Regions from separate parts of the Homo sapiens genome. Here region 2 is linked to region 1. A link is a loop called in an ENCODE intact Hi-C map of the cell type or tissue named here. Cell type or tissue: Caco-2. All regions are shown on one strand. Links, peaks and the distances in the headings refer to the core of each region. The heading gives the core; the rest is flanking DNA. Region 1 has its middle 350 kb from the start of COBL. Region 2 has its middle 110 kb from the start of COBL.

Region 1 (12,748 bases), core at 1,799-9,798:
GCAGAAGATACTCAGAAGGAAGGGTAAGGAGGGAAGGAAGCCTGTTCCGGCAATCTAAATGCCTATGTGATTCCAGCAGCCCTTGATGCTCAGGTGATGGCGAGAGGAGCACAAGCTGGGTCTGCGCTCAGCAGAAGCAGGTACACAGCTGCAGGTGCATATGCTAATGGTCATTAACAAGCCCGTCATGGCCCAATTTCTCTGTCCATCCCACATCACATCATTAGCCAGACAAATCACGTCAGGCTGCTTATTCCAATTGGCACAATCAGCAGGGCCTGATGAGCTGCAGACAGAGTTTCAGAGCCAGAAAGGACTTTGAGTTGATGGGGCCCAGTCATCCCTTCCAGGTGAGGTTCCAGTTCGCAGGACTAACAACTGTCCTGAAGGTGGCAAGGGCAGCACTGGCCTTTGATGCAGTGCCCGACCCCTTCCTTTATACCCCTGCTGCGTTAGGAGACAGAGGCAAGACCCCTAATTGTGCCCTAATAAGAAAATTGTGCCCTAATAAGAAAATTCCTCCTTGGCTCTTCAGCCAATAGATCAAATTTATGGAAAACAAGAGATTGAATGTTCATAAAGGAAGAAAGCCCAGGCGGCCAGCAGGGTTGAGGCACCCAGAGCTGGCACGGGGCCTGCACACACAGCAGCCACGGAGGTGCTGCCAAGGAGGCTCCTTTGCAGCCCCCAACCCCCATTTCTCAGTAGCTTTCTCGACAATGCCCACCTGCAGTGTCCCCAGTGGAAATGCAATAAGTTAGTTAAAGTAAGGACGCCATGTCAAAATCAAATAACAGAAGGCAAATGGGAAAATAAGGTAGCAGCCATTCACCACTTGGTATAAAGTTCATGAGAAAATCCTTCCCTACATAAGGAAATGATCTTCCAAGTCTCTGCTGGCTGAGCATCTCTGGTGCTTAGGAGACAGAGTGCTTGTGTCCTTTAGGAGAGGAAGATTTGGCCATGAGCCCTGTGAGAAAAGAAGATGCATCAAACCTCAAGGTCCCCCTGCATCTTGATGGCACCGTCAGGGTTTCAACTGAAAAATGGTTTATCTATTCTACAGTGCTGTTTCTCCTGAGATACAATTTGGAGGGGAGATTGAGGGCACAGGTTGCAGGCAGGGTGATGGGGTGGCACAGGGTCGGGGATCTGGAGGTCACCAGAGCCAAGAGCTCAGCAATGGGAGAAGCAAACTGAGCTGGGGGAATGATGGTGCCACTGCAGGGCTGCAAAAGACGCTGACTTTCACCACTGTCCTCTCAGCTTAATTTCAAGACGCTTGTCAATGGATATGATCTCAATTTAGCAAACTGCTTATGAACAGAGGTCCTAGGATGAAAATGATGGAACACACAATGTGAAATCGGGTAGGACAGAATCCTAAGCCCCTCTTGTCACTCTCTGGCTGTGCAACCTGGGACAAATCCCTAATAGTCTCAAGCCTTTTTTTCTCCTCATTTACAAACAAGGATCTACATTACTTTCTTGCAAGCTTTTTGAGAGGATCAACTAAAGTTATTTCCATCAAGTGCAGAATGTAGGGCAGCAAGTGGAGTGGCAGTATTGTGACCAGGGGAGTTCCAGTGCAGTTCAGTAAAAAGCCTTAATTATGCATGATTAAAACTACAATCTTCTTACTTTCGTTCACAATGGGTATTCTGGAAGAACTTCTTCATGGACTGATCTTAAGATTTGTTGACTAGTTGGAGTAGGATGGCACCGACGTATCGTCAGTAGCAGAGCTTGTAAGATGCTTAGTACAGTGTGCTGCCTAGGTTTTCAATGACATAGTCTGTCTGGCATTTTTTTCTTCAAGATAGCACTAAAGCAGTGGTTATCAAGTGGGGTGATTTTGCCACCTCGCTGAAACCCCTTTCATTGACCCTATTTGGCCATGTCTGAAGAAATGTATTGTTGTCAGTACTAGGGTGGTGCTACTGGCATCTAGTGGGTACTGGCCAGAGAGGCTGCTAAATATCACACAATAGGGGAGACCCCATAACAAAGAATTACCTGGCCCAAAATGTCAATAGCACCATGGTTGACAAATCCTAAAGTAATTCAACCAGATAATATTAGAATTATCTAAGTCTCCTTCAATTAATAGGATATGTATTCATAAGCCTTAAGGAATTTCTCCTAATAGTATTTATCTATTTATATGCATACATAGGTTGCCACTCTATGACATTTATTTATTTATTGATGAACATTTGTTTATTACTATTTTTAAGTGTATTTTTATTTCTTAGTTGTTTTAATTTTAAATTGATACATATTGTACATATTCATTGGGTATATAATGAAGTTAAAATACATATAATATATAGTGATCACATCAGGGCAATTAGCACATGCCTCATCTCAAACCTTTATAATTTCTTTGTGTTGGGAAAATTAAATATCCTTCTTGTTCCTATCTGAAACTATATAATATGCTATTGTTAACAATAGTCATTCTACAGTGGTACAGAATGCTAGGACTTATTCCTCTTGTCTAGCTGTAGTTTTATATCCTTTAATTTTTCCTTCTTCCCCCTGCCTTTCCCTGACTCTAGCATTATCTGTTCTGCTTTTTACTTCTATGAATTCAGCTTTAAATTTAGCTTCCACATATGAGTGAGAACACAGTGTTTAACTTTCTGTTCCTGGCTTATTTCACTTAATATAATGTCCTCCAGTTCCATCGATGTTGCCAAGAATGACAGGAGTTCATTCTTTTTTTATGACTAAATAGTATTCCAAGATACATGTGAAACTACAACTACATGCCTGTAATGTTTCATGCCCTTCAAAAGTGAGGAAAATAATCAAAATATGTGTATCTCAGAAAAGAGCTACAAACAGTTACACACTAAAGATGTGGACTTTCACATCCAGTTACGCTTGAGACAAACTGAACTAAAACCTTGACATATTTTTAGACTTTTCCCTAAGATGCCATCAGAATTTCAAACTTGCCAATATCATTTAGTTTGTATTTTTGCATTTGTTGTAATGATTAGGTAAGGACCTATACCAGAGGAGCAAAACCTTGTTGAAATGTGAACACCGGCTGTTGACAAGGTTTGCTTCGTTTCCCAGAGGCTGAGATTAAATCTGTGCTTTAACAACGTTTCTTATTGTAAATACCATGAACAACTGGGCTTACTTCCACATAGAGGGAATTTATGACACCAAAAACTACCTGGTCAACATGGCAAAATCCTGTTTCTTCTAAAAATACAAAAATTAGCTGGGTGTGGTGGCGCACGCCAGTAATCCCAGCTATTCGGGAGGCTGAGGCACGAGAATTGTTTGAACCCAGGAGGCAGAGGATGCAGTGAGCCGAAATGGCACCACTGCACTCCAGCCTGGGTGATAGAGTGAGACCCTGTCTCAAAAAAAAAAAAAATTCAATTCTAATCATGAAAAACCGAACTTTAAGATTTACTTCTGTATAAATTTAAGAAATATTTTTTGTTTTCCTACAGCATGCATGCTAGGCTTCTCTGGAAAACACACCCAACCTCACGTGCATTGTCCCTTGTCTCCTTATGCTTCCATTCCAGTGGAGCAGATGGATGTTTAACATGGAATTGCAGGTGAGCAGGTGAGGGTGTAGTTTAGCATTATTTGCATGATGCTAATAATCGCAAAGGCAGTAGAAGGAATATCACCAGCTGTCATAGTGTTCTTCCAAAGAAAAGACACAGAGAGCCCCATGAGTTGAGAGGACCTGTGATTTCTCACGGGCCAAGGAAGTCAAGAGTGTTATCAAGGCAATGATGTGTTTTCAGCGGGCATTGTGTGTGGAGCAGGAGCACAAATGGACAATTAGGGAAAAATCCTAGTGTTGATCTGAAGCCGATGGCATATTTTCTGCAAGAGAAGCTATGTTCCTTGGGGGAAACATCCTGTGAAGCAAAACTGAAGTCAGCTACTGTGAAATTTAATTGGTTGCCCCCCATTCCTTAGTGTTGCATTGAATTGTTAGGTGCCACTATTGCCCATAGTGGCGAGGTCTGGCGAAATCTGCTGTGAGTCATGGCATGGTTTCCTGTACCAGTAAACGAAGGTTCACTGGAGAAATGCTGCATTTGATCGATGTATCATCTTAAATCTAGAATGTGGTGCTGCTACCAGACTCTACATTTTCCTTGGGGATATTAGTTGTTACATGCAGAGTGTTAAGCAATAAGCTATATTTATTTTTGAAATTTTGGGGTATGTCTTGTTTTCCCTAAGATGCCATCAGAATTTCAAAATAGCTTCTTTGTTCAAGGACCAGATGAAAGCAGCAGTTTGCCAGAATTTGAATTTCCCTTCACAGCAGCCAGCAGCAAGCCTGCGCAGTGGCCTTTTGTGAACATAAAGACATCTTCAAAATAGAACTAGAGTGTTTTCCAGGCAGCTTTAGGGAATGAATTGGAGTTAAAAGTGACTTAAACGTCTTGTGGCTAATTTCTTCCTTTTTTTTCAAGTTCAATGATTGGCATTTGCCACTATTTACATTCTCCAGAAATAATGATCCAGCTGAAAAATTAAAAACAAATCTCATCTCAAGCACCATTTCTGGGAGTTTCTAACAATGCCTTTTAAATATTCTTTCCCTCCGGGGCTGAGAGACAAGAAGACTGAGAGAAGATGGAATCTTAGGCTTCCTTCCTTTCCTGCTTGAAGAAAGCGGAGCCAAAAGAGCTGAAATTCATAAGAAATCGATTCCTTCTTCATTCAGATCCTTATCGAGAACTCAATTAATGGCTTGCTAAATCTGAGCCTGCTCAATTACATTTCTCGGACCATCACTAAAAATTTAAGTATCTTTAATTAGTTTTTATTGAAAAACATAAATAATGTAAGTATTGACTCTCTTGGATTTAAGTTTCAGCTATTGGAAATTGTAAGGCATTGAGGCACTTTCATTATTGCCTCCAAGTGTCTGGTGAATCACTGTGGGATGGCTTTTTAAAGATATCCTATAAAAATTTCCTGGTCTGTTATACGAGGTACCGCTAAAAGCATACTCTCCTTGTAATTGTGAGCTTAACAGTTTTAAACTGTTTTCATGTTGGCTGCATGAGGGGAAAAGGAAATCTACATTTTTATTCTCTTTTATTCCTTGACCTTGAACAACACCCTATCTCTTGCTGCAAAAGCCTTGATTCCTATGGCTAGAACTCCACGTATTTTACAGGACTGGTCGAATGCAGCAAGCTGTCAAGGTGTCAGCCAATCTGCTTCAAGTGGCACAGGACACAGAACACTGACACCTGAGATTCCTAAGTGAGCTGCACTGAGCTCATGGCTGCCACTCAAGGTTGTTAATCTGTGCTTTACGAGGGTACTTTCTCTGAACCAAATATTTGGTTAGAAGGCTAGAATTAAACTTTCTAATTATGAATTGGAATGCATTCTTGAATATTTAGCTTTTGGCATGCAAAGCTGATTAATAACCAACCATTCAAAGACAGATTAACTGTTGGAGCTCACCATCCACCCCACCCCCCATAACCTGTCTTGCTGTTTGTTTTTCCTTCTGAAACATTCCAGGAAACTCTGGAGGCTTGCAAATTGTCCAGCAACATGCCCGCTATATGATTCCTTTCCAAATAGCTTGTGCGTTTATATTGAAAATAAATCTACTATTGACTTGTAAGAATAATTTCAGCATTGAAAACCGTGGTTAGGAAATAAAGGCTGTATCCTGGCATCCTGGCAGTCCAGGAAAGTGGTCTGGTCCTGGAGAAGGGAGGCGGTATGCTGAGTCGTGCTGATAAACTGGTCTGTGCCTTCCCAGATCACAGTCTCTCTTTCCAGGCTGCACACACATTATTTCTCTGAAGATGGAGCCAGAGATATTTCACAAAGACAGAAGGGTTTATGAGAAAAGAAGAGCAGATAAACTCATATCTTTTCTCAAAAAGTACTGATAAGCCATGTTTTTCTTACTTGCAATTTTGGAATTGGACATCAGTAGCTCATTCGTTATCCACAACTGTCATTCAAATCAATTAATTAAAATAATTATAAGTACATCTTAACGATAAAAATAGATTTACTTCTCCTTCACTTTCTTTTAAACGAACATCTTTTACACAGCCACATCTAACAGCAAAGATGTATTACATTGTTTAAAATCTTTTGTCTTGTTTGTATCATCATATTCTTTATTTCCTTGGAGTTACTGTTTAGTATTTTAGTGAGACTTTAAAAAATGCAATTTCTGTTTGCTGAAAGCCTATCTCTCTCTCTCTTTTCTTCCTTCCTTCTTACTATCTCTCTGCCCTTTCTTATAATTTTTTAAAGAATACTTCCTTCAACTCTCTCATTGTCTATCCTCTGATACAGGCAATATTACTGTTGTTGGTCATAAAGAGAGACTATTGCAGGAAACAACCAAAATACTTATATTTTGATTTAAAAATTGAATTCCTAAAAAGAAAATGGACACTCTTTCTTGGCCGGCTTATCTCTCAGAGGGAAAGAAACTTATAACCTGACTGATTTGACTACAGTTTTTTTATATTGCTTAGCTTTTTGTTTTAAATTGATCAAAGTTCTGACACTTCACAATATATTTCTTCAATGCTTTCACTATCACCTTAATCTTAGAATTGTTCAATTCATTGCATACACTAAAATCAATAAAACCTTTGTCTGGAAAAGAATTAAATGATGGTGTGGTCAAATCAGATTTTCCTGTTTTCAGCTTCTTTTAAAATAGCATCTATTAGGGTTCCTGCTAGTGTCAAAAAGAACTGCCTAATCTTGAAAATGAGAATAAACACGAAGTTGCAAGAATGTTCATTACAGATCCTGTCTTGTAAGAATATACTCTCTCTATATATGTATACATATGTACCATAAACATATACGGGTATACATGTATATTCCTTGCCTACCAATACCATAAATACAATCTAATGTACCATATGAGGTATCTACTATACACATATACTGCTTATCTCTGTGAATAAAAAAATGAATTAATGCTTTCATACCTAGACCTTTCAAATATGAACACACCTTACCCTCTGATTGGCTCTCTGGGCTCTGAGTTAGCTGTGGAGCCTGAAAGTGAATCTTCAGAGAGCCAATCAGTGGGTAAGATGTGTTCCAGGAAACTTAGCTGCTTTAGCTATGGCACAGCCGATCTTCCATGTACCATGCCTCATACATAGGCTAGGTCAGAAAGCAGAGGCCTTGAAACTAACTTGAAGATGGGTGGTTGGAACTTCTATGTGCTCTAGGGAGATAAGGACACATTTTGAGGAGGGAAGAGATGTGATTTACATCTGCGCACTAACACCAATGTGGAGAATAGCATGGACTTCCTATGAATGTGCCACTAACAGTTCCCACATGTTTGCCCTTTAATGTGCTTAAGACATTGTAGCATTTTTATGTCTTGGTTCCAGTAGCCTACTGGTTGAGTCGCAATGGCTCAGGGTCACCTTCTCTGATTTGTCAATTATGCCAGTGTGCATTGTCTTAAGATGGCATGAAGGATAATCTCAAAATCATTTGTCCATGAAATTCTTTAATGTTGAGTATCTCAGAAGATACATAAGAGACTTAAGTATAACATAAGTTTATTCATTCAGTCAGTCAGTCACTTATCCATTTATTTGTTGATTCATTCCAGAGCTATTTACTGAGCACCAACTATGTGCCAAGCACTAAATAAGGCACTGAGGACACAAAGAAACACACTTTGGTAATCAGGGTGAAAACACATCAAAGCCTGAAAAGAAGCCCACTGGCTGTTAGCTACCTTCTAGAAAACCACTCAGATCATGTTTTCCTCAAATGCACAAATTCAGAAATAAAAGAGGACATATTACAACAGATGCCTCAGAAATAAAAATGGTCATAAAGAAGGCCTATTATATGACTATTATATATCAACAAATGGGATAATGTAGGAGTAATGGATAAATTCCTGGAAACACATAACCTATCAAGATTGAATTGGGAGGCAATAGAAAACCAGAACAGATCAATAACAAATAAGAAGATTGACAGGGTAATTTAAAAACCTTCCAATAAGGAAAAGCCCAGGACTATATGGCTTCTACCAAACATTCAAAGGAGAAGTAATACCAATCCTTCTTAAACTCTTCCAGAAAATTAAAGTACAGGGAATGCTTCCAAGCTCATTTTATGAGGCCAGAATCACCCTGATATCAAAGTCGGACAAAAGCACCACAAAAAAAAAAAAAAAACAAAACTGCAGGACAATATCTCTGATAAACATAGATGCAACAATCATCAAGAAAATACTAGCAATCAAGAAAATACTAGCAAACTGAATTCAACAGCACATCAAAAAGATTATACCCCATGACCAAGTGGAATTTATCTCTGAGATGCAAGATTAGTTTTATATATGCAAATAAATCAATAAGATGTACCACATTAATAGAATAAAAGATGAAAGCCACATGATCATCTCAACACATGTGGAAAAAGAATTTGATAAAGTTTAACAACCATGCATGATAAAAAAAACTCTCAACAAAATAGGTATAGAATGAAAATTTATTTACTATTATGTAATGGCCTTCTTTGTCTCTTTTGATCTTTGTTGGTTTAAAGTCTGTTTTATCACAGACTAGGATTGCAACCCCTGCTTTTTTTTTGCTTTCCATTTGCTTGGTAGATCTTCCTCCACCCCTTTATTTTGAGCCTATGTGTGTCTCTGCACGTGAGATGGGTTTCCTGAATATAGCACACTGATGGTCTTGACTCTTTATCCAATTTGCCAGTCTGTGTCTTTTAATTGGAGCATTTAGCCCATTTACATTTAAGGTTAATATTGTTATGTGTGAATTTTATCCTGTCATTATGATGTTCGCTGGTTATTTTGCTCGTTTGTTGATGCAGTTTCTTCCTAGCCTCAATGGTCTTTACAATTTGGCATGTTTTTGCAGTGGCTGGTACTGGTTGTTCCTTTCCATGTTTAGTGCTTCCTTCAGGAGCTCTTTTAGGGCAGGCCTGGTGGTGACAAAATCTCTCAGCATTTGCTTGTCTGTAAAGTATTTTATTTCTCTTTCACTTATGAAGCTTAGTTTGGCTGGATATGAAATTCTGGGTTGAAAATTATTTTCTTGAAGAACGTTGAATATTGGCCCCCACTCTCTTCTGGCTTGTAGAGTTTCTGCCAAGAGATCAGCTGTTAGTCTGATGGGCTTCCCTTTGTGGGTAACCCGACCTTTCTCTCTGGCTGCCCTTAACATTTTTTCCTTCATTTCAACTTTGGTGAAACTGACAATTATGTGTCCTGGAGTTGCTCTTCTCGAGGAGTATCTTTGTGGTTTTCTCTGTATTTCCTGAATCTGAATGTTGGCCTGCCTTGCTAGATTGGGGGAGTTCTCCTGGATAATATCCTGCAGAATGTTTTCCAACTTGGTTCCATTCTCCCCGTCACTTTCAGGTACACCAATCAGACGTAGATTTGGTCTTTTCACATAGTCCCATATTTCTTGGAGGCTTTGTTCATTTCTTTTTATTCTTTTTTCTCTAAACTTCTCTTCTCACTTCCTTTCATTCATTTGATCTTCCATCACTGATACCCTTTCCTCCAGTTGATTGAATCGGCTACTGAGGCTTGTGCATTCGTCACGTAGTTCTCGTGCCGTGGTTTTCAGCTCCATCAGGTCCTTTAAGGACTTCTCTGCATTGGTTATTCTAGTTAGCCATTCGTCTAATCTTTTTTCAAGGTTTTTAACTTCTTTGCCATGGGTTCGAACTTCCTTTAGCTCGGAGTAGTTTCATCGTCTGAAGCCTTCTTCTCTCAACTCGTCAAAGTAATTCTCCATCCAGCTTTGTTCCGTTGCTGGTGAGGAGTTGCATTCCTTTGGAGGAGGAGAGGCTCTCTGATTTTTAGAATTTTCAGTTTTTCTGCTCTGTTTTTTTCCCCAATTCAACAAGAAGAGCTAACTATCTTAAATATATAGGCACCCAATACAGGAGCACCCAGATTCATAAAGCAAGTCTGAGAGACCTACAAAGAGACTTAGACTCTACACAATAATAATGGGAGACTTTAACACCCCACTGTCAACATTAGACAGATCAACGAGACAGAAAGTTAACAAGGATATCCAGGAATTGAACTCAGCTCTGCACCAAGCAGACCTAATAGACATCTACAGAACTCTCCACCCCAAATCAACAGAATTTACATTCTTTTTTTATAGAAAAATTATTTACTTTAAAAATTGATACATACATATCAATTATACATATTGTAATTATACATATTTTAAGGATACAATTCTTTTCAGCACCACACAACACGTATTCCAAAATTGACCACATAGTTGGAAGTAAAGCACTCCTCAGCAAATGTAAAAGAACGGAAATCATAACAAATTGTCTCTCAGACCACAGTGCAATCAAACTAGAACTCAGGATTAAGAAACTCACTCAAAACAGCTCAACTACATGGAAACTGAACAACCTGCTCCTGAATGACTACTGGGTACATAACGAAATGAAGGCAGAAATAAAGATGTTCTTTGAAACCAATGAGAACAAAGACACAACATACCAGAATCTCTGGGACACATTCAAAGCAGTGTGTAGAGGGAAATTTGTAGCACTAAATGCCCTCAAGAGAAAGCAGGAAAGATCTAAAATTGACACCCTAACATCACAATGAAAAGAACTAGAGAAGCAAGAGCAAACACATTCAAAAGCTAGCAGAAGGTAAGAAATAACTAAGATGAGAACAGAACTGAAGGAAATAGAGACACAAAAAACCCTTCAAAAAATCAGTGAATCCAGGAGCTGGTTTTTTGAAAAGATCAACAAAATTGATAGACTGCTAGCAAGACTAATAAAGAAGAAAAGAGAGAAGAATCAAATAGACGCAATAAAAAATGATAAACGGGATATCACCACCGATCCCACAGAAATACAAACTACCATCAGAGAATACTATAAACACCTCTATGCAAATAAACTAGAAAATCTAGAAGAAATGGATAAATTCCTCGACACATACACCCTCCCAAGACTAAACCAGGAAGAAGTTGAATCTCTGAATAGACATTGGTCTATTCAGGCTCTGAATTTGAGGCTCTGAATTGTCAATAACAGGCTCTGAAATTGAGGCAATAATTAATACCTTACCAACCAAAAAAAGTACAGGACCAGATGGATTCACAGCTAAATTATGCCAGAGGTACAAGGAGGAGCTGGTACCATTCCTTCTGAAATTATTCCAATCAATAGAAAAAGAGGGAATCCTCCCTAACTCATTTTATGAGGCCAGCATCCTGATACCAAAGCCCGGCAGAGACACAACAAAAAAAGAGAATTTTAGGCCAATATCCCTGATGAACATCAATGCAACAATCCTCAATAAAATACTGGCAAACCGAATCCAGCAACACATCAAAAAGCTTATCCACCATGATTAAGTGGGCTTCATCCCTGGGATGCAAGGCTGGTTCAACATACGAAAATCAATAAACGTAATTCAGCATATAAACAGAACCAACGACAAAAACCACATGATTATCTCAACAGATGCAGAAAAGGCCTTTGACAAAATTCAACAATGCCTTCATGCTAAAAACTCTCAATAAATTAGGTATTGATGGGACTTATCTCAAAATAATACGAGCTATCTATGACAAATCCACAGCCAATATCATACTGAATGGGCAAAAACTGGAAGCATTCCCTTTGAAAACCAGCACAAGACAGGGATGCCCTCTCTCACCACTCCTATTCAACATAGTGTTGGAAGTTCTGGCCAGGGCAATCAGGCAGGAGAAGGAAATAAAGGGTATTCAATTAGGAAAAAGAGGAAGTCAAATTGTCCCTGTTTGCAGATGACATGACTGTATATCTAGAAAACCCCATAGTCTCAGCCCAAAATCTCCTTAAGCTGATAAGCAACTTCAACAAAGTCTCAGGATACAAAATCAATGTGCAAACAAATCACAAGCATTCCTATACACCAATAACAGACAAACAGAGAGCCAAATCATGAGTGAACTCCCATTCACAATTGCTTCAAGGAGAATAAAATACCTAGGAATCCAATTTACAAGGGATGTGAAGGACCGCTTCAAGGAGAACGACAAACCACTGCTCAACAAAATAAAAGAGGATACAAACAAATGGAAGAACATTCCATGCTCATGGGTAGGAAGAATTAATATCACGAAAATGGTCATACTGTCGAAGGTAATTTATAGGTTCAATGCCATCCCCATCAAGCTACCAATGACTTTCTTCACAGAATTGGAAAAAACTAAAGTTCATACAGAACCAAAAAAGAGCCTGCATTGCCAAGTCAATCCTAAGCCAAAAGAACAAAGCTGGAGGCATCATGCTACCTGACTTCAAACTATACTACAAGGCGACAGTAACCAAAACAGCATGGTCCTGGTACCAAAACAGAGATATAGATCAATGGAACAGAACAGAGCCCTCAGAAATAATGCCACATATCTACAATTAGCTGATCTTTGATAACCCTGACAAAAACAGGAAACGGGGAAAGGATTTCCTATTTAATAAATGGTGCTGGGAAAACTGGCTAGCCATATGTAGAAAGCTGAAACTGGATCCCTTCCTTACACCTTGTACAAAAATTAATTCAAGATAGATTAAAGACTTAAATGTTAGACCTGAAACCATAAAAACCCTAGAAGAAAACCTAGGCAATACCATTCAGGACATAGGCATGGGCAAGGACTTCATGTCTAAAACACCAAAAGCAATGGCAACAAAAGCCAAAATT
Region 2 (12,748 bases), core at 2,034-10,033, 240 kb before region 1:
GTTTTATTTATTTATTGACTTATTTTTTTCTTTTTAGCATCAGGTTGGTGAAAATATTTTTTTATTTTAATTGACAGATAAATGCTTATTTTAATTGACATATATTTATTTATTTTTAATTGACAGGTAAAAATATTTATTTATGTTTTAATTTTTCAGTTTTTTTGAGATGGACTCTTGCTCTGTCGCCCAGGCTGGAGTGCAGTAGCGCGATCTCAGCTCACTGCAAGCTCCGCCTCCCGGGTTCACGCCATTCTCCTGCCTCAGCCTCCTGAGTGGCTGGGACTACAGGCGCCCGCCACCACAACCAGCTAATTTTTTTTGTATTTTTAGTAGAGACAGGGTTTCACTGTGTTCGCCAGGATGGTCTCGATCTCCTGACCTTGTGATCCGCCCGCCTCGGCCTCCCAAAGTGCTGGGATTACAGGTGTGAGCCACCATGCCCAGCCAAAAATATTTATTTTTAAATGACAATTTTTAATTGACAGATGACATTGTACATTTTTATTATGTACAATATTGTTTTGGAGTACACATATATTGTGAAATGGGTATATCTAGCTTATGATTATGATTATTATGAATTTTGAGAAAGAGTGTAGCTCTGTTGCCCAGGCTGGAGTGCAATGGCCTGATCTTGGCTCACTGCAACCTCCGCCTCCTGGATTCAAGCAATTCTTGTGCCTCAGCCTCCTGAGTAGCTGGGATTACAGACATGCACCACTATGCCCAGCTAATTTTGGTATTTTTAGTGGAGACGGGTTTCATCACGTTGGCCAGGCTGGTCTCAAACTCCTGACCTCAGGTGATTCGCCTGCCTCAGCCTCCCAAAGTGCTGGGATTACAGGCATGAGCCACTGTGCCCACCCAAATCCAGCTAATTAAATGCATCATCTAACACAGTTATTATTTTTGTGGTAAGAACACATAACACTAGCTCTCTTTACATTTTTTCAAGAATATAATATATTGGCTGGGCAGGGCAACTCATGCCTGTAATCCTTGCACTTTGGGAGGCCAAGGCAGCCAGTGAGGAATGACACATAGAGACATGCCAAGCCTCAGTCCTGTCCCAAGTTCTTGGTGCAGTCACTTGATGTCTACTCCTTTACCCTTTGGGGTAGCTGGAGTGTTGTTTTTTTTTTTCTTTCTTTCTTTTTTTTTTTTTGAATTTATCTTGCAACGGGCTTACAAAACCTCTCTGAATTTACCTGATGTCTCTTTCTGATTTTTTTTCTTTTTTTTTTTTGAGAAAAGGTCTCACTCTGTCACCCAGGCTGGAGTGCAATGGCACAATCTCCACCTCCTGGGTTCAAGCGATTCTCTTGCCTCAGCCTCCCGAGTAGCTGGTATTACAGGCACACACGACCATACCCAGCTAATTTTTTGGCATTTTTTTTTTTGGTAGAGATGGAGTTTCACCGTGTTGGCCAGGCTGGTCTCAAACTCCTGACTTCAGGTGATCTGCCTGCCTTGGCCTCCCACAGTGCTAAGATTACAGGCGGGAGCCACCACACCCTGCCCTCTTCCTGATTTAACAAGAGTTTTGCTCCTGTAATAGCAGGATCATCATATGGAGATGGTTTGGGACTTTGTTGTGTACATGCTGTTTCCTATTCTGTTACGGTTCCAGCATTCTGGGCTCAGCCTGATCCCTGGGCTCTTTTCTGCATCCACGCTCAACGTTGACCCCTTGCCTTCTTTTCAGCAGCATCTGACAGAAATAAAGGGCAAAGTGCCTGATGGCTGCCAGCCTGTCTCCTAAACAACCTCCACCCCGGTGCAGCCGGTTGCTCTCCTTCCCGTTACTTAGGCTCTCCATGCCTGCCTGCTTCCCAGGGCGTGCTGCGAGTTTTGCATGTTACAGTGTGCAAAGTGACAGTATCATCAAAACTACCCACAGGCTTCCTCAGGACAGGTCTAAGTTCTACCAAAGCACTCTCAAGGTGGCCTGACGGAAGGGCAACTGAAGTCACTGGCCACACTGCCCCAGCTGCACGTCCTCACGTGGTCGCTCCGCCAATTCTCACACAGTGAGTTCGCAGTCCGCTCGCTCTGTGCCATTTGGATGGAAGATGCCATTCGTCTCCCCCTGCTTCAGGGCAAGACATGGTATCACCCAGTCAGAGGGAACATTGTCCCCATCATACAAACAGACCTCCACACCCTTTGCTCTGTTCTCTCCAAAGAGCTTCCTCGCCTGAGCTACAGAAGAAACAGCCCATAGGCACCCTGCAAAAGCTGCCACTTTGCTCTTGCAGGAAAGATGGAAGCGTTTCAGAACGCTTTCAGCGCCTTTCAACTGTGTTGTACTCACTGACTACGGACTGAATTTGCATCTTTACTCTTTTACTTTTATGTTCTTATTTATATATCTCACCTTTCACCTTAGTTCAGAAAAGAATTGAGGTGAGGTGTATAAATTAACACATATAGTCATTAGGCGGCACAGTTTCCAAGAACTTATTTTCTAAGATAAAATAAAAATAGGAGTAAAAGTGGGATTAAAAAAAGGAGAGCAAGACAATAGAATTGAATGCTTAGGCCGGGCACAGTAGCTCATGCCTGTAATCCCAGCACTTTGGGAGACCGAGGCAGGTGGATCACCTTAGGTCAGGAGTTCAAGACCAGCCTGGTCAACATGGTGAAACCCCGTCTCTACTAAAAATACAAAAATTAGCCGGGTGTGGTAGTGGGTGCCTGTAGTCCCAGCTACTCGGGAGGCTGAGGCAGGAGAATGGCGTGAAAACAGGAGGTGGAGCTTGCAGTGAGCGGAGATTGCGCCACTGCACTCCAGCCTGGGCAACAAAGCGAGACTCCGTCTCAAAAAAAAAAAAAAAATTGAATGCTTAACAGGGGCTGTTTCTGTGAGTGGGCCACAAATGCTTGGTTCTCGTCTTCCAGAAAATATCTGTTTTTTTTTTTTTGTTTGGTGCAAAAAGGGAAGCAATCAGCTATAGGATTCCAGGAATTACAAAATGAAAACTGTGGCTGATTCTGACCCTGAGACCTGGGAGGATGCCTTCTCTGGGCCCTCGTGAGAGGATGCTGTGCAAACTCATGGATGCCTTCTGCCTCTGTGCATGTATTCATTACAGATTTATTGATTTACAGTCTTTTTTTCCTTATCTGAAAATAATAGAATGAGAATAATAAGGCAAGAGGGTTTTCTTTCCTCTGGGTTCTGCATAATCCTCTGTATCTTCTTTTAAACGCTTTGTTCTTCAGGTTGAGTATTCTTTTTACACTTCTGCTAATATTGTCCACATTCAAGTCTAGACAGCAAATGCATTGACTTTTGATCAGATTTTCAGAATTTATGCTGTATAAGCAAGACGTTCTTTTATTTTTAATAAATGTGGGTATTTTCTCATATATTATTTCAGGAAAATATGGTGTAAAGTGAACACAATGGAACCAAAGAGATAAAATATGCATCTAAGAATGTGAATATTCAATTTGGATCTGTGCGCATTCTAATCTTTAGTTAAGTGGATTCTTTAAGAATGTTGCCATTTCTGAAACATCAGTTCCATCCTCTCTCCCATTTCCTTTGGGTTAACTCACCCCAGGCATCATGAACTATATGGACAATTACCACCTGGAATGGGGCTATGCTGTTCACAGCAGGTTACAGAAAACAGATAATGAATAATTTAAGTAATTCATTATTTAAAGATTATTAGTACATATCATTTGGAATAATTTTCTTTTACTTTTCATTACTTAAGCTCATTATTTTTTAGCTTTCAGAGTTAAGCAGGTCCAGTACAATGTTTACTAAGGGTGAAAAATCACTTCAGTTCTCAATATGTTTACCTACTCAAATAAAAAGCATACTAATCTTTTTTAAAGTCATGTCTGATTAACAGCATCCTTATGAAGATCCACAGCCTGGGGGCAGCCATCAGCCACTGATGCACACAAGTCCACCAGAACTTCTTCACCCCCTCAGACTTTCCATCCTGGTGTTTTGGAAAAGATATTTTTGTTGAACAAGTGATTATTTCTGAGCAAAACACTTTTGAAAACATAACCATGATATTTTCCATGTTGAAGCTGCTTTTCCAGGATTTCTGTGGGTCAGCAGTGACACCCAGTGGCTAGAGACACTTGCAGGCTACAGAAATGTCTCCTGTATCCCATGGTAGTGAAGGAAATTGTAGGAAGAAGCATCTTTGGGGCCCAGGTGTTGGAAACTACTCCATGGGGAGGAAGGTGTAAATGCAGGATGGACAGAAATGGGTGGAGGCAGCATCCGGACGTTCTGACCTGATGCCACCACTCCATTGGCCTACACCAGGGTGATCCAGGAAACAAAAGATCTTTCTGGTACCACATGGTATCAGAGGGGAGAGAGGTACCAGTGCTACGACAGGGCCTATCGCAGTGACAACTACCCCAGCTGGATCCAGAGAGCGTGGGCCCATTGAATGATGCTTGTGAAGTAGAGGACAAATCAGACATGAGACAGATCACCGAGGCACCCTTTCCTTTTGCGGATGCAAGCAAGGCAAAGTCACTTTGCATGATGCACACGCAATTTCAGCCAACAATTTTGTAACTTGAACAGAAACGTGGGTCACTTACCTCTTAGGCCATTATTTTTGATGTCATCATTTTATAACATCAAAACACATGGTGATACATTTTGACAGACTGCATAGCAGTGTCTGGAAAGCAGTAAGAATATGCTTCTGGTCTCTATAGGATTTAAAACTAATATTAAATTTCTTAACATTGAGAATTAGTGCAGTTCCATATATTGAAACAAGTTGGAGATAAAATCAAGTGCCAGGGGCGACTTGTTCCTATACTGAAATGAGGTGGAGGCTGCGGATACGGGGCAAATCTAGGGATGTTCTGGAAGTTCTCAAATGCTAGTGCCTTGTTCAATGATAAGCTGTTCTTTCTGAAGGCAAACTGTACTCCTGACTCAGCATCAGCAACTTAAGGCTGATTTTTTCAATTGGTAGGACAAATTTGCCCCACCACCCTCTCCTTAATTCTCAAAAGATGCTTTGTTTTTTAATTTGTAAAAAGCAAGGCATTTACAGAGAGACCATTAAACTTGGACCTAGATAATATGGGTGTGAATGTGAATTCTACTGCCTATTAACTGTATAAGCTCAATCTACTTCCTTAAATATTCTGAAACTCTGCCAGGCGCGGTGGCTCACACCTGTAATCCCAGCACTTTGGGAGACTGAGGCAGGTGGATCACCTGAGGTCAGGAGTTCGAGACCAGCCTGCCCAACATGGAGAAACCCCATCTCTACTAAAAATACAAAAAAATTAGCCAGTCGTGGTGGCGGGCGCCTGTAATCCCAGCTAGTCAGGAGGCTGAGGCAGGAGAATCGCTTGAACCCAGGAGGCAGAGATTGCAGTGAGCCAAGATCACGCCACTGCACTCCGGCTTGGGCAACAAGAGTGAAACTCCATCTCAAAAACAGAAAAAAATTCTGAAACTCATTTCCTAATATATTTTAAAACAATATTGCTATTTATCTCAGAGAGTGATTATAAAACTAATGATATAAGCTAGTTCTAAGTGCCCATCATTTGATAAGAAATTATTTGTTTCCTCATATTTTATTATGAAACTGTTCAAACATGTAGAAAAGTATAAAGCATTTCCCAGTGAACTTTCATATATTCCCCATCTCAATTGTACAATTAAGGTTTCACTATACTTTATTAATTACCCCCCCATCTATCATTCCTCCACCGCTTCATCAACCCATCCGATTATTTTTGATGCATTTCAAAGATACAAACACCAATTTATTTCCACATGTCATTAACTTGACTTCAGTGTTTGTTTATGGTTTTTTTTTTTTTTTTAATTTGGGGGATAATGTTCACATACAATGAAGTGCACAAATCTTAAGTAAGCCATTAAATAAGTGGATTTCAATAAATGCTCACACCCTGCTACCCAAGCCTGGTTATGATAAAGACATTACTGTCACCCCAAGAAAACTCTCTCAGGATCCCTTCAGATAAATTCCTGACCCTCACCCAAGATGCAACTACTGCTCTGATTCTTTTTATTGTACATTTGTTTTGTTCCTATCTAAAGCTGATCCAAAGGGAGCCAGAAACTACATGACTGGAGACCTCACCTCAAGGAAATTCTCATATATTAACCAACAAGTCAATCCCCAAATAGGCGCCGTCTTCATTGTTGGTGGCATCTTGGTTTCTAGGAAGAATTGTATCTGTAAGCTGACAAATGTATTTGCATGCGCAATCCAAGCTCCCCTCAAGACGCAGAATGTTACCACTAACTCCAGAATTATTTTTGCATCGACAAAGAAATGTTCTACCAGCAGGTGGCAGTAGTAACCCATCGCATCGCTGGGAGCCCTTTACTGGGATCCACCAGCTTTACGATTACATAATAGATGGTCCCCAGTTTAGGACGGTTGGACTTAAGATTTTTTTACTTCAGGATGGTACAAAAACATAAACATTCTGTACGCCTCTTAACTTAGAATGGGGTTCAGGTAAACCCATCGTAAGTTGAAAATATTGTAAGTCCAAAAATATACTTTCAATTTGCAATATTTTCAGTGAAAATGAATTTATCTAGACGTAACCCCAGGGTAAGTCGACAAGCATCTGTATTAATTTTGGATTCCATATTCACAAAAGCACACTTTTTTTTAACAAAGATTCAAACAACCAAGAGTGCTGATTTTTAGGGATATAATTTCTCAACAGGTAAATGAGTTGGATACTAGAGAAATGCACCAAGGAGGCTGATTGATGCATGAGAGCTTCCAGGTGTGTTTGGTCAGCTGCAGCTGGGGGAGCAGAACACACTGTGGGTGACACACATCTGAGGGCTAACAACAGCTGCCAATTACAGAATCAACTCCTGAATACTGGCAATATTTAGCATGGCTGAAAGACAAGACCTTCCCTGAAACTTCACAAAGTAACCGTGAGATGGTGGTTCACTCACTACCTGTCCATCCTGTCTCTCTGATTTGAGTGCACACAGGATGCCAAGAGGGCGCAACACTTGCATGTAGACTGGGGAGGCAACAGTGACAGGATCTACATAGAAACATTGAGGAATCATTCAGAGCAGCCAGGGAGAAGCTGGGGGATGGGGGCGGTTCTAAGGGCCAACTCACTACATATATATATATATATATTTGAGATGGAGTCTCGCTCTGTCACCAGGATGGAGTGCAGTGGTGCAATCTCGACTCACTGCCACCTCCGCCTCCCAGGTTCAAGCAATTCTCCTGCCTCAGCCTCCCAAGTAGCTGGGACTACAGGTGCACGCCACCATGCTCAGCTAATTTTTGTATTTTTAGTAGAGATGGGATTTCACCATGTTGGCCAGGATGGTCTCAATCTCTTGACCTCGTGATCACTCATATTTTTTAATAAAGTGTGTAACGTCCTGGGAGCCGAGAAACGGTCATGTCAGTAACCCCCGGCATAACTGCAGAGGAGAGAACTAGAAGAACAAGAACAAAAACTGCAGGAGGCAAAGAGCTAGAAGCACCGCTTGAAAAGGCTTCCAGGGCTGGGAGACCTTCAGCAGCGTGGTGACGGCTTTTTCCAGCACTGCATTTCCTTTCACTGAAATGTTTAAGGCAAAGGCAAACAACTGCACTTGGGGAATGTTAAGGAGGAAAATGTATGTGTCAGCCGATGTTAGAACAGATCCATGCTTTGAAAACTGGGAGGTGCACCACATGTGGAATATGCCATAACTGAGGAATAAAAAGATGATTTTAGGAGATGCTTAGACATACATCAAATAAAATACCTAACAAGTTAATTCTGAGAAGCCAGTGATGGGCCCTGTGACACATATGGTCATTAGGTGAGATCTTGGTCCCCATACCACAGCTACTGCCCATAGCCAAGATTCTTCTGGCTACAAAGGGACCATTCCTGCAGTTAATGCATTCCCCAACTTGCCCAACCTACCTAAGCATTTCCCACATTGCAAGGCCCACCTAAAGCCACGCACACAAGCCAGTCCTTACAAAAGGCCCCCTGGCGTCCCCCATATGGAGATGCTCCAAGCTTCACCCATGATGTGCACCCTGGGACAGCAAGTTAAATCAACTCTCCTGGTGAGCACAGGCAGGCTGGTGTCTTTCTTGTGATGGGATTCACCAGGCCCCTTGTTCCTCGGCTTGATCTTTGATGATGCCAAAGAGAAAGACTTGGTTTAGTGGGAACGGGTGTCCCCACCTCTCCAGCCATCCCTCTCCAGGGCACAGAGAGCCACCTCGGGCTCCTGACTCCAAGGCAACAACCATAACTGAGGAGAATGGTCAACAACACTTGGTCATTGAAACATGTAGGTTCACACCTCACAGATTGTTTATTTATGACAAGCAATGATGGATTCACATTCATAGTAGTGCTAAAATCTTTCTTATCAAATAAATAATTTAAGTAAAAAGTGTGCATCTATTTAAAGAATATCAACAAAAATTAGCATAAGCAATATTCAGATATGGCAGAAACATGAAGGGAATATATGAATGACAGAAAGTTGAAGAAATACTGAATTAAATGAACTCTTCAATTAGTTTTTTAAATATATGGTCAATATTTTAAAGAAATAAACAGATAACAATAACCTAGGACTCTTCTAATCAACTTTGATTTTAAGTCAGTCCACTTGTTATTTATTTTTCTCCTTTTTTTTGAAAACCACTATATATAGATATATTTTTTTTCCTTGTTTGCAAAATGCATCATATGATGAAGTGTTACTTGTTGGAGTGTTCTTGCTCAGCCTCTCTTTAGAGAGGAAGCCCACTGGAATAGAAGGCCATTAAAATTACCTTACTCATCCAAAGTTATACAGGTGGGTCTTGGGTGATACACTGGATATCTCAGCACGTAAGTCCCTTTTCACTGATATATAAAAAGTTCATGATTTGCAACAAGAATTAAGTTTACTTTAACATATTCCATAATGCTAAAATCACTTTGATTCCTGAGGCTGACAAGAAGCACATACTAAAGAGTTCCCATGATGAAACACCTGTCTAGTCCTTAAATAATAATTTAAATGAACAGAGTGGTTAAAGGACCCATTTGCCTTCACCAAACACTTTCAAGTCAGACAGTTCACTCATGAAGACAATGAACAAAAGAATTCCAGGGTAGATAAATGAATATATCAGGTTGAGATCAGAAATCTTTGTAAATGTGTGTGTATGTGTGTTCACTTTGGCTAAAGTAAAATATTGTAGGCTGGGCATGGGTGGCTCATGCCTGTAATCCCAGCACTTTGGGAGGCTGAGGTGGGTGGATCACCTGAGGTCAGAAGTTTGAGACCAGTTTGACCAACAGGGCAAAACCCCGTCTCTACCAAAAATACAAAATTAGCTGGGCGTGTGGCACATGCCTGTAATACCAGCTACTCGGGAGGCTGAGACAGGAGAATCACTTGAACCCAGAAGGCGGAGGTTGCAGTGAGCCGAGATCGCGCCATTGCACTCCAGCCTGGGCAACAAGAGTGAAACTCCATCTCAAAAAAAAAAAAAGAAAGAAAGAAAAATCTTTGTAAGTGTGTGTGTGTGCGCACGTGCACGCCTTCACTTTGACTAAAGTAAAATGTGGTAGAAAATATCTCTCACCCTTATTTCAATGGCAGCACAGTGTTCATTCCTCAGAAAAGCTGGTTGGGTTTACTGTTCTCTCCTAGGAAAGGGATCTGATGTGAGCTGAGTGCTGATTCTCACTGCAGGTGTCACCTCACCTAACGTTGCCCTGATGCCCCCGCTTAGCAGGGAGGTGAACTGACCCCTGTGAGCAGAAGGAGACGCTAAGGCCAAGGAGGCTCAGTAACCTACCTGAGGCCACTCCACCTGCCATTGGCCCCATGACCTCCCTGGCTCCAGACACAGCACAGTGTGTGACACTGGCCATTGTCCCCCTTCACAGATGGGAAAACTCAGGCTTAGAGGAGAACAGCTTTCCTAAAACCACATAGCAGAAGTGCTGAGACGGGAATGGAGGACACTTGACATCAACTCCCATTCTCATACTGTGTTTCCCGCTAGGTTACCATCCTTAAATGTACTCTTCTCCATTTCCTCCTTTTAATGTAGTATTTCTCATGTATGAAACATTCTACTACTAACACGCTCATGAATTGATCTCATTTGTGGGAGTCATTTGTCATAAATGCCCAAATTCCTTTCTTTCCTGCTTAAAGTTTCTTGACACCTGTAGCTCCTCTCCCTTTTCTTCAGTCTTAGAAGTGGCCCTCCTTATCAGCCCAACTCCTCCTCATCAGCCCAATACCTTTGCTTCCACATTTGACCCTGTCCAGCCCCTCTCCTGGAATCACAGCCTCCTGTTGGCACCACCCTCCACTCTCGCCACTATTGCTGCTCCTCTGCTCCCCTGTGTCCCAGTCTCTCCGCATTTCTGCCTTGGCGAAGCCCACCAAGCCCGCCTCCTCTTCCTGGGCACAGAGGCAGGCTACATTCGGCCTGTCCTTGCACCCAGGGGCCGTCAGGGAGCCCTGTATCCAGTCGTCAATGAGCAGAATGCTGTGTCCCTTCAGGACCTGGCCGGGAGGGATGACCATGCCCCCTCACTCTCCCCTTTCTTTCCTGGGCTGCACTGCAAGCTCCTCCTGAAGGGTGGAGCTCTGGGGAGGGAGCCATTGGGCTGGGGGACGATTCTGCCCATTAACCCACTCTGAGTAGTGGAGGGCACCTCTACTTGTACCTTTCTCCTCTTTTCCCTTCCTATTGCCTCTTTTCTCATGCCATAGAAATTTGTCAGCACTTTTTTCGTTCTCAGGTCCTCATTTTCCTCCCGAGTTTCTAACTCATTTTCTCCATTGCTACAGTGAAGAAAAAAAAGTGTTAGGAAGTAACCCCTACTGCCTACTTATTTCTATATGTCCATTCTTTAATTTTTCGCTATCTGACTTCCATCTAACCCCTTGACGGAAATCCTGACAATTGCACTTTCAAAGGTCTTTGATGAGCCAAGATTGTCTTCCAACTGCTGGTCTTCCTGGACAATATTGACCAACATTCTCCTGAAACGCACAAGGTTTCTCAAACTTTACTGGCTCTTGATCATCTTCCTCTCTTAATTACAGATCTCTCTCTCTCTCTCTCTCTCCTCTCTCTCCTCTCTCCTCTCTCCTCTCTCCCCTCTCTCTCTTCCCACCCCTACTAGTTTCAGCTTTGATTTCAAACATACAGAATTCAAACCCTGGACCCACTAGAATTTGTTTGACCTCAAGCAAGGTACTTAAATTCTCTGAGCTTCTGCATCCTCACCTGTAAACTGGGAAGGATAAGGAAATAATTATAAAGAGTTAAATGAGAAAAGAACCAAAATTAACCAGAGTAAGTGTTTTTAATTTCTTGCCCTTCCTTTCCATTTTCACCTCCATACCCCATATAGATTCCATCATAGTGAGCCCTCAGCAAACATTTGAACTCACATAAAAGGAGGAGTCATGCACACTAACCAGCTTCAGTCATGACCAGCGAAGTGAGCTAACGTGGAGGGTACAAAAGACCACTGGAGAAGCAGTTTCTCACCAGGCGAATTCCTTGCAGACCTCTCATCCCTGGCCCTTTTCCCTTTGGGACATCACTCACCTCTCATTCCAGTCTCTAACACCCTGGGACAGTGTCTTCAAACCCATGTGTCAGCAGGCAGTGGAATCCACAGATATGAGAGGTTAAAATGTGAGTGTCAGGGCTAAGGAGGGAGCATATTTTTGTGCTGCTTGAAAAAAAAACATTTTTAATAAGCATTTCACTCTTCTATATATGGTCTAAAGTTAACAACAGTATGTTCAATTCAGAATTTTTAAGTCATATTCCTTTGATGCAGAGTTTATATCCCTATGTTTAAACCACTTGTATGAATAGCTTTGATATTCTGTTCTGGCTCATAGCATATTCTTGGAATTAAGACAGTATTGTGAATTCTTAGAAATCATAACTACAAAAGCTCATTTTGGAAGGAGAAATTACTCATTCCAAGATCCAAGTTTCATGTTTAGTATATCTCAAAACTTGATGTTTAGGAGTGTTTTTAAAACAAGGAAAGAGCTATAAATTTCCAATAAATGTCAAATTCTTCATTGAAGGTGAACTTCACAATCTTTAAAACCCTTTCTAGTGTTTGAGGAACCTCCATAATAATGTTTTCTCTAATGGCTGTGCTGATTTACATTTCTACCAGCAGTGTAGAAATGTAAAAGTTTTTGCTTTTCTCCACATCCTCTCCAACACTTATCTTTTGTCTCTTGATAACAACCATTTTAACAGGTGTGCAGTGATGTCTCACCGTGGTTTTGATTTGCATTTCCCTAATAATTAGTGATGTTGGGCCGGGTGTAGTGGCTCATGCCTGTAATCTCAGCACTTTGGGAGGCTGAGGCAGGTGGATCACCTGAGGTCAGGAGTTTGAGACCAGTCTCGCCAACATGGTGAAACCCCGTCTCTACTAATAATACAAAAATTAACTGGGTGTGGTGGTGTACACCTGTAATCCCAGCTACTTGGGAGGCTGAGGCAGGAGAATCACTTGAACCTGGGAGGCAGAGGTTGCAGTGAGCCAAGATCATGCCATTGCATTCTAGCCTGGGCAACAAGAGCAAAACTCTATCTCTAATAATAATAATAATTAGTGATGTTGAGCTTTTTTTCATATACCTATTGGCCATTTGTGTGTATCCTTTTGAGAAATGTCTATTCAGAACCTTTGCCCAATT

The links. Hi-C counts contacts between places; a loop is a spot of excess contacts. Peaks named below come from ENCODE experiments on the same cell type or tissue, not always from the same donor. Only the 100,000 strongest peaks of a DNase experiment are listed, where the experiment ranks them.
Region 2: it touches region 1 in a loop (9-fold over the local background); 1 of 110 quality-filtered maps calls a loop at or near these places.

What each region holds. Positions count from the first base shown.
Region 1 is chr7:51,661,232-51,673,979 of GRCh38, forward strand. No RefSeq gene overlaps it. Among named protein-coding and RNA genes, the nearest start is that of COBL, 350 kb to the left of the region's middle. In Caco-2, for the core only: no CTCF peak of the experiment used is centred there; a DNase peak (open chromatin) is centred at 5,244.
Region 2 is chr7:51,424,322-51,437,069 of GRCh38, forward strand. No RefSeq gene overlaps it. Among named protein-coding and RNA genes, the nearest start is that of COBL, 110 kb to the left of the region's middle. In Caco-2, for the core only: CTCF peaks have their summits at 4,097 (motif pointing left) and 6,350 (motif pointing right); DNase peaks (open chromatin) are centred at 4,100 and 6,330.